Linked DNA regions of Homo sapiens: region 2 is linked to region 1. Evidence: chromatin contacts called from ENCODE Hi-C data. All regions are on one chromosome and are shown on one strand. Each heading gives the region's core, a stretch centred on a gene start or an enhancer-like site at or near the end of the contact. The rest is flanking DNA. Distances are from core to core; before and after follow the strand shown. Region 1 has its middle 6.4 kb from the start of NLRP3. Region 2 holds the start of OR13G1 (olfactory receptor family 13 subfamily G member 1).

Evidence for each region. A loop is a pair of places that touch in the nucleus more often than their neighbours do. Pooled maps may share reads with other maps.
Region 2: a pooled map shows a loop between it and region 1 (3-fold over the local background). The contact joins the promoter of OR13G1 here to the enhancer-like site in region 1. A Hi-C loop is called at or near these places in 1 of 50 pooled maps.

Annotation. Positions count from the first base shown.
Region 1 is chr1:247,407,357-247,412,273 of GRCh38, forward strand. No RefSeq gene overlaps it. Among named protein-coding and RNA genes, the nearest start is that of NLRP3, 6.4 kb to the right of the region's middle. RefSeq lists enhancers at 3,001-3,050, 3,161-3,220. Within about 2 kb of position 2,640, at least 4 of the 41 ENCODE cell types and tissues checked have a DNase peak (open chromatin) inside an H3K27ac peak, as active enhancers do.
Region 2 is chr1:247,677,541-247,682,349 of GRCh38, forward strand. It overlaps OR13G1 (olfactory receptor family 13 subfamily G member 1), which reads right to left and starts at 2,199. Exons shown (of 2, transcript NM_001005487.2): 1 at 2,100-2,199.

The DNA.
Region 1 (4,917 bases), core at 1,390-3,889:
TCTCCAGACTAACAGGAAGTCTCCTTGACTCACACCAAAACCTACATGTCACAGATTTGGGGTGATTTCACTTGCACTTCTCAGTGACTGGTGTCAGCATGGCTGAGGCTGGTCTTGACCTGCAGTTTCTCCCACACTGGGAACAGACAACCATTTGCTCTGGCAGATGCTCGTCCGTGTTTCCTCCCCACTTCCTGCTGTTGCTCACAGTGTCCAAAGAGGTTTTGGGGTTTGCCCGTGGACTTGACCTTGTGGTTCCAAAGAGAGCGGGGCTCAGGGTTGATGACTCCACTAGTTTGTGCTTCAGCCCTGGGAAAACCTTGATTCTCTTTGCCACCCCCAAGGTCTACAGAGGGTCTCCCTCATCCTGGCCCTCCTCTTCCCAGTCCCAGGTGCCAAGCACCTGGGGGTCAGTCCCCCACTGAGTGGTGTCTTCATAGAAGTGGAGATTCCTTTTCTGTTTCTCTTTCTTGTTGTTCGTAGTTGATTTTAGAAATGACACGGGGGCTAGAGCTTTCCCCCTGCCCTCTTTATCAGGAACTCTTTTTAGCTTTTTCTGTAACTTTTTAACAAATTGCTGATGTTATTTGCAAAAAACAGATGATACAGAATTGTGTGAAGCAGAAACTTCTTCTCCCAACTCAGTCACCTCTTTTCAGGGTGACCTCGGAGGCAAAAGTGGTATGTATTTTCCATTCTTTTCTCTATGCTTATAAATATATTTCAAGAATTCAGTCCATTTATTATTTATATTGGTATATCTGGTAAAGCGAAATACAGTTTCTTACTTTTAATAATCATATTGTTGCACAACCAATCTCCAGAATGCTTTCATCTTGCAAAAGTGAAACTCTGTACTCATGAAGCACTCATTCCCCATTCCTCTCTCCCCAATCCCCCCACCCTCTGTTTTTTTTTGTCCCTGGTTCTATTTTTTGTTTCTGTGAATTTGGTTACTGTAGAAACTTCCTATACATAGAATCGTACAGTGTGTGTCCCTTGGTGACTGGCCTGTCGCACTCAGCAAATGTCCTCAGGGTTTGTCCATGTTGCAGTGTGTGTCAGAATTTCCTTTCTCTTTAGACTATTCCGTGGTGTGTGTATAGCCCTTGTTGTTTTTCCATTCATCTGTTGCGGGAGACTGGGGTTGTCTCTACCTTTTGGCTCTTGGGCATAGCCACCTGTTATGGACAAGGAGCACTAAAATCACCGTTTTTGTTTTTTTTTTTTTTTCCTGCAGATAACTGACTGCTCTCAAATGTCCCTTATCTCTGATGAAGGAACTTGATTGTTTATTTTTTGATTATTTATTTGTTTAAAGGCAAGGTTGAAAGTCAGGTGCTGTGAATTCCAATTCCTCGAGTTTCCGGTGGGCGATATAAATGAGAGGTGTGGACGGAAAGTAGGAGGTAGTAGGGAGTGGTGAGGACTGTGGAAAACCTGAGTCCATGCTCAGTGGGGGCAGCCTGCACAAGCTCCTGGTGCCACGTTTGTTGAAGGGATGGTGGTTGACTTAGTTCTAGAATTCTAAGTTTTAAACAGAAACCTGAAATCTGACTAGTTTATGTAAAAGCCCTGATTTTACATCTTGGCAACAAACTTAGAAATGTAAGTATACTGTGAGACTGAGATTTTGTGTCTATACCTCACAATAAAGATGAATCAACTAAAAATGTATTCAAAAGAAGACAATATTTTTTAAAAGCACCGAAAATTGTGAAAAAGAAAAAAATGTAGGTGGGATTGAATTTATTCCCTCATATATGAAACTGTTTATATTTCAGCAATGAAATAAAATATAAGTGACTCAGTCACTGGTTTTTAGTCAAGCCATGTATGCCTCACAAAAATCATACTATTGGCTGGGCGTGGTGGCTCGCGCCTGTAATCCCAGCACTTTGGGAGGCCGAGGTGCGTGGATCACCTGAGGTCAGGAGTTGGAGACCAGCCTGACCAATATGGTGAAACCCCATCTCTACTAAAAATACAAAAATTAGCCGGGCGTGGTGGTGGGTGCCTGTAGTCCCAGCTACTCGGGAGGCTGAGGCAGGAGAATTGCTTGAATGCGGGAGGCAGAAATTACAGTGAGCCGAGATTGCGCCACTGCACTCCAGCATGGGCAATAGAGTGGACTCCGTCTCAAGTAAACAAACAAACAAATGAACAAAAAACAAAATCATACTATCTATTACTTTTGTAATGAAGAATACTTACCTGTTTTCCTTCTCTTTGTGAGTTTGCAATAAAGTCCTCTCGATTTGCTTTAACTTGGCATGTGTCTTTCAGAGATATTGGAGAGCACTGGGAGGCATTCCTTAAAGGTAGATGAGGCAAAGAACCAAGACAAGGGGCTCTGGCTCTAACACTCTTGGTGGGTTCTAGAGATCAGATTATGAACACAGGAAAAGGAGAAGATAAATGGGATGAAGAAGCCAATTCCAACATATTACATAGCATGCTTATATGAAGGACTTGGCTTTCGTAAAGTAAGAACTGACAGCTTTTTTCTTGATGGCCATCCACTTTTTAGTCTGTGTCTCAGAAAGTGTAGAGGTCGAGGAATCGGGGGCCCCTGGGACTCTTGGGTCATAGACACATTAGGAAAACCCACCTCAGCTGGGGAAGCTGACTCAGCGCCAGCACTCCAGGCCCCAGAGGAGCAGTCACCCCTGGAAAGAGGGAAGAGCAGCAGCAGCAACGGAAGGTCACGTCTCCTCACAAGAACTCACAAAGTCTCGCTAATGTTATGACTGTACTTTCTGAAACCCAATTTGTCTTTGTTCATACCTTTTCCCTTCCTGCTAGTCACATTTTTTCTGGTGAGAGAAAGTGAAATTGCCATTTTTAATATCAGCCAGTCACTTTCAGTTTGAAATGCAGTCTGTTTCTTGGTAACCTCAGATACTTTGGCACTCCCCACCTCCGATCTCTTCTGTTCTCTCTAGTAGGGGAGGATGTCTGGCTTCTGGGCTGATCTCTGCCTTTGCTGAGCACCCCTGAGATCATCCCACTTGGGCTTGTGTCTTAGTCCGTTTGTACTAACAAAACACCTGAGACTGGGTAATTTCTAAGGAGCAGAAATTTATTTCTTAGAGCTCTGGAGGCCGTGAGGTCCAGGATCAAGGCGCTGGCCTTGGTGCCCGGTGAGAAGTGCTCTCTGCTTCCAAGATGGTGCCTTGTTGCCATGTCCTCACATGGCCCATGGCAGATAGGCAAGAGAGAGCACCCCCTTGAACCCGGAGCCCTTTTACAAGTGTGTGAATCCCATTCATCACCCCACAAACTCAATCACCCCACAAACACCACACCCCTGAATACTATTGTATTGGGGGATTAAGTTCTTTTTAAATTTTTATTTATTTGCGTATTTTTATTTATTTATTTATTTGGAGACAGGATTTGGCTCTGTCACCCAGGCTGAAGTGCAGTGACACAATCTCAGTTCACTGCAAGCCTTGACTTCCTGGGTTCAGAAGATCCTCCCACCTCAGCCTCCCCAGTAGCTGGGGACCACAGGTGATTTCAACTTGAAATCATTCATGCAATTTTAGTTTGGAATTCAGTGCTGTGAGTTCCAGTCCACTTAAGTGAGCTTTGGGTATTTAATGGAAGCAATTATTTTTCTTAAATGTACAAGAGTAAATTATTATTATTTTTTTTTGCATGAATGATGTATGGAAAATCACCGCGTTTTACTTTTGTGAGTTGACTTATTTATTTGTGTTGATTTTGATATTCCCAAATCTGAAACAAAATTTTTTCAGAATGCATAATAACACACAGAGTATGGTGGTCTTTCATTGACAAGTTTTTATGTATGATTAGAGTATCTTTTCAAGATTCATAATCTGCATTTTTTTAATATAGGGTCTCACTCTGTCACCCAGGCTGGAGTGCAGTGGCACAGTCCTAGCTCACTGCAGCCTCAATTTCCTGGGCTCAAGCGATCCTCCCACCTCAGCGTCCTGAGTAGCTGGTACTACAGGCATGCACCACCACATCCGTCTATTTTTTAATTTTTTGTGGAGATGGGGTCTCACTATGTTGCCCAGGCTGCTCTTGGCCTCCTGGCTTCAAGTGATCCTCCTGCCTCAAACCTCCCAAAGCGTTGGGATTACAGGTGTGAGCCACTGAAACTGGCCTGACCTACAATTTGAATACTACTGTACAGTTTACATTTTGCTGTCAGGTATTATTTTATTTATTTTTTCCTCTCTACAATAATGTATTATAGATCAGGTCTTGTTTTATTTGAGCCTCACAGGAAAGCTGAGGTGAGGGTCGCAGGCAAGGAGTCGGACCACAGGAGTGGTCGCAGCATTCAGCGGAGAGTGAAGCAGCGAAGGCTGGAAACCTCATCTGCTTCTCGTGAACTTCCCACTGCCCCAAGTGACTGATGTCCTTACACAATTGCAGCCAGTTCGCCAGCTGCATGAGTGACAGTGGCATAATTGACGATTGCCAAAAACGGAAACAGCCCAACTGTCCTTTGCCTAGGGAATAGAAAACCAAATTGTGGCCTATCCAACCCATGAAATACTTAACTGCAGTAAAAAGGAATAAGCTACTGATCTGAATCTCACAGGCATCATATGAAGTGAGCGGACTCGCTCACCAAAGGCTGCACACTGTTTATGTGATGCTCTGGAAAAGGTAATGCTTTAGCAGGTGGAAGAAGTGGGGCTGCGGGTGGGGACAGAGGCTGACTATGTGGCAGCACAGTGGGTGGGGACAGAGGCTGCACAGGGAGCATGTGCAGCTGATGCAGGTGCTCTGTGTGGGCTGTGGTGGTGGGTAGCTATATGCTTGTGAGCACTCACAGGCCTGTGCATGAAAAAGGTGCGAATATTTATTTTATTGTACATATTTCAGGTGTATAACATGGCAGTTTGATATACATAGTGAAATGATTGCTGC
Region 2 (4,809 bases), core at 949-3,448, 270 kb after region 1:
ATTGCCAGAATAAAATGAAAGTGATATAGAATTGCCAGAATAAAATGAAAGTGATATAAAACTACATACAGAAAAAACTTAGACCATTTTGTCTGGCAGGATGCAGTGCACTGCCAAATAAACACTGGCAACCTTTTCCTGGAAGGAGTGAATTGAGGTCACATTCTGTTTACTTACTTTAGAACACCAAACATTTACTAATAATACACAATGATGCTTGATTTATGTGCCATTCACCATGCTATTTTGCTGAATCATGAGGATAAGTTTAAGAATTAATAGGGCCGGGTGCGGTGGCTCACGCCTGTAATCCCAGCACTTTGGGAGGCCAAGACGGGCGCATCACCTGAGGTTGGGAGTTTGAGACCAGCCTGACTAACATGGAGAAACCCCATCTCTAATAAAAATACAAAATTAGCTGGGCATGGTGGCACATGCCTGTAATCCAGCTACTCAAGAGGCTGAGGCAGGAGAATTGCTTGAACCTGGGAGGCGGAGGTTTCAGTGAGCCGAGATCGCGCCATTGCACTCCGACCTGGGCAACAAGAGCGAAACTCTGTCTCAAAAAAAATTAATAATATTTATGTCACTATTTTACATATGAAGTAGTTGGTGAAATTTGGTAGTTATCAAATGTGCTTATTGTCACACAGTCAGACACTGGCGACATGGAAATCTGAATCCAGGGAGTCTAATGACAAAATTCACTCATGTTGCATTTTATAAGCCAATGTTATACCTATGTCAACTCCAACAGCACAGTTTATTCTTATGTATCCATTACATCATTATCATCATCTCCGTCTTCAAGTATTTTCATCTTCATTGTCATAATAAACAATATCGGCACACGTTTAAAGGGCCTATGTTGTCTAAGGCAAGGTACTAAGAACTCCCCACAGCAGCCACTGTGTTTTATGGGGACAGAGTGATACAAATTTCCTCGTACTCTCATATTCCTGAATGACTTCTGTCAGACAGTTTCATTCTAGGCCACTTTCTATTAGGTAGGGCTACGTCAGAGGTGATTCTAGTTCAAGCATCGTTTAAGGAGAATGTTACATTCTCTTCAGCTTAGCTTCACTGTTGAAGTACTAGAAAAGAAGTGAAAGTAGCTACTTCTTAATTTTCTAGGTTTCGAAGTGATCAGAGAGGTAGGAAAGGAAGATCAGTGTGAAGGCAGTATAATAAATTGTAAAAAGAGAAAAGGTGGCGGAGATTAAGGAGAGTCAATACCTGCATACAAATCATGGCCCTACCCTACAAAGGATAATCAACCACTTGGTTAGCCAGGGATTGTCCAAGTTTTGCCACTGAAAGACCCACATCCTAGGAGACCTGTCAGTCTCAGGCAACCTGGGAAAGTTGGTCACCCTAGGACATCTGAAGCCAATGCAATTCCTGTCTGAAAGCATTTTATTCTCTATGTTTGGGAAGACATTATTTTTCACATTTACATTGTTTTCTAAGTTTTGGAAGAAATCTTTTTTTTTTTAAATTCAACTCTGAACATGCCACTCACCATTTTATAGAGTCTGTCACAGATTCTTATATATGTAGGTAGAATATGAACACTAAATGAGTAAATGAAACCCTTGTAAGGTTCTATTTTTGAGAGGCGTTTTAAGCAGCTTGGAGCATCCTGATACAATGAGAAGTTTTGCAAGCTAATTCTTAAACTATTTAGCTAAGTCTTTATGATAATTAAAGAAAGGACATATTCTAAAACAATTTCTCATACATGTCAAGCATTCCCATAACTTGGTAAAGTATGTTAACCTAAATTTAGTTGACTGTCTTTTAAACTCCAACTTTTGCATATTTGATATGAAAGGAAAAATTTTGAAAGGCTGGCAGGCAATATAAATACTTGCATCATCAGTATTTTGATACATTGATAGCATAAAATCCCCTGTTTTGAATTAAAGTACAATCCGCGGATGGATTGTGTGTGTGTGTGTGTGTGTGTGTGTGTGTGTGTGTGTGCGCGCTATGGCTAAAAAGGAATTAAATATGTTACCTGGCTCAAAAATATCCCTACTCAGGCCATGATTTTATGGTAAACTTAAGAATTAGACAGTCTGCCCACAAATACTCACTGTAGTTTTTTGCAGAGTATTGTCATGTTCAAATGGTGACCTGTATTAAATCACTGTAAAAAACTAAAAGTACAGTAGCTCTTGCCAGTTTGCTATCAAATGAGCTCTTTCATGCTTGCTTTAGTATTGGTTTATTTATACTTAAGATCAATGAAAAGCATGGTTCCTGACTCAAGGACAAGGGACCCCAAGGAAGAGCATCTTGAAGTGATTTGCTATTAGTTACATTAAAATGTATCCCAGAGGAACAGTTTTTAAAACCCTGAACTAATTACCAATTATGATGTTCAATCACTTGGTCTTTGTGTGTCAACCTTTTTCTGTGAAGACCAAAAGGTATCCCGAGATAATGTCTTCATGGAGTAGGAAACCTGAATAATGAGACACAGTGGAAATGCTGGTGGGAGATTTAAAGAATAAATGGATGGACATTGTTATAAAAGCAATTACATCTGCTTCGGAGATCTTCTCCCAATATAAACTTAGACAGTGTTAAAAGAAAAATCTTAGACAAGTTAAATTTAACAGAGTTCATTTGAGCAGAGAAAATAAAAAATATTTATGAACCAGATAACATTCAGGACCAAAAGCAGTGCAGAGAGCTTCATCCTACAAGGCGTTGCAGGCAATATTTATAGCTGGAGAAATGGAAATGACATGCGGAAATAACTTGATTGACTAGAGTTCTGTGTTTGCTTTATTTGGATGTTTTGGCAGGTTTCGGCCTACAGTTGGCTGAAGGTTAGGCTGCTATGATTCGCTGAGATTTTGCTACTTGTTATAATGTATGCTCTGAAGTTAGGTTGCAGGTTGTTTACACATTAAGTTAGGTTACAGTTTACCATGTACACAGGCAGATTTAGGACAAACAGTTCAATTTAATAAGAGGAAGAGTGGTAGGAAATGAATTCCAAGATGAAGGTTAAAGCAAAGTTTGTCATTTAGTCCTCTACTCTGTGCAGGCCTGGAGGATCTTACAAATAAAATATGAAATGCAATTTGGTTTTCATTTGTTTAATGTAACACGCAAACCCTTCAGCTAAATTTCTTTCTGAATTGTTTGAAAAACTGTTCTGTACATCCTTTTGCTGTTTATGCATACCCAAACACAAATGCAACTCATCTGTGTGATGTACGCATAATGAAATAACATTGTCTCTATCCCTCTTGCTGAATAGCCTCATAGTTTGAAATGTTCATTAGAATTCAAACACACATTTACATGTTTACCATGTATTTCTTTCTCCTATTTGTTTATCTTAAAGAAAAGTTACATGGGTAAATATCAGATCACTTTAACAGCTTTTTAAAGCTTCCAGACAGTGATCTAAATGCTTATTTCACATTTATTGTAAGCATAGTATTACTAAATATTAGTTAAGTATATCAAACTATCAATATGAGAGCAAGTAAGGGGCAGGAATTATATGTAGTTGTCATCACACGGCCAAATAGAAATTAATCATTTGCCTTTAAAGAGTGTTTGCTGTTGAGCCAGTTGACATAATTTATCTTGCTTTAGTAATATTCTTTACAGGTAAAATAACCTACTCATTTCCACAATGATAAAACATTGTTGTTTTATCGCTTTGAACAAGTACATTAAAATAATACAGAACAGTTGAAGATGTGATGACTGCACAATGAACCAGAATAACATTGAATTAAATGTATTCGTAAATGGGTGGAGAGGAGGTATTTGGTGGAAAAAAAAAAAGCTGAAATACTTGAGCCAATTAAGTCCCTTGACTCCAAACCCATCCCTACGCACTCAGATCTTGGATGCTGGATTGGGTGAACCCTACAACCACATCGCTGTTAGCGTGTTGGCACCTCATGAACTCTGCCAGTAGGGGGCAATAGAGGTAAACTGTAAGACTAGAGGAGAAAAAACAGGTCCCTTCCCTGTTTGCTTCTCCTGGTCTTTTTGGTGAAGTTCTAGAACTTCTAGTATTTTGACTTTTGATTTTAAATACCCCAGGATGATTGGAATTTGCCTTATTCTTATTTTCAGTCTGTCAAATTAAGTCATGTATCATTAGAAGCAATACTGTTGTATGCGCCAGAGAACTGGTTTTATGATCTATTTGTAGTAGAAGGGCTGCCTTGTCATTATCAAAGGTTACTCTTCAGAAAAGTTGCTTGCCTTATTAGCTATGTATTCTAATAGCATAACGACTATACCAACTTTGTTTTGTTTAATTTTTCATGGTATATATTTTTCCATCTTCATTTTGGGTGTTTTCTTCGTGTTCATTTGAGAATGTGTTAAGTGTAATACAGTTTTGTTTTTTAACAAAATCAGTCAGTCTTTATGCTTTAATTTCAGCACTTTAGTTGCCTTTAATTTAATTTCAGACACATTTGTGTTTGCTTTATGAATATATTATTGTTATTTGGCTCATCTATGTTCTTTCTCCCTGTTTTATCTTACTTTATCTTATTTTATTCCACATTTCCATCTATGAGGTGAGTAGTCATGCATTTCTACACCGATTTGAGTGTTTATGCATTTTTGACTTATTATGGTCAAGTAGAAATTACTTATTTTACCACTTTCTAGAGACACTGTGCTTTTAGAACACTAACTACTTTAGTCCCTTCTTTGTATTGTTTTTATAATGGATTATAATTAAACGCATATCTCAAACCCCACCACCCATAACTTTTATTGTTTAATCAGTCTGTATTCCTTTGCATGTGCTCTTAT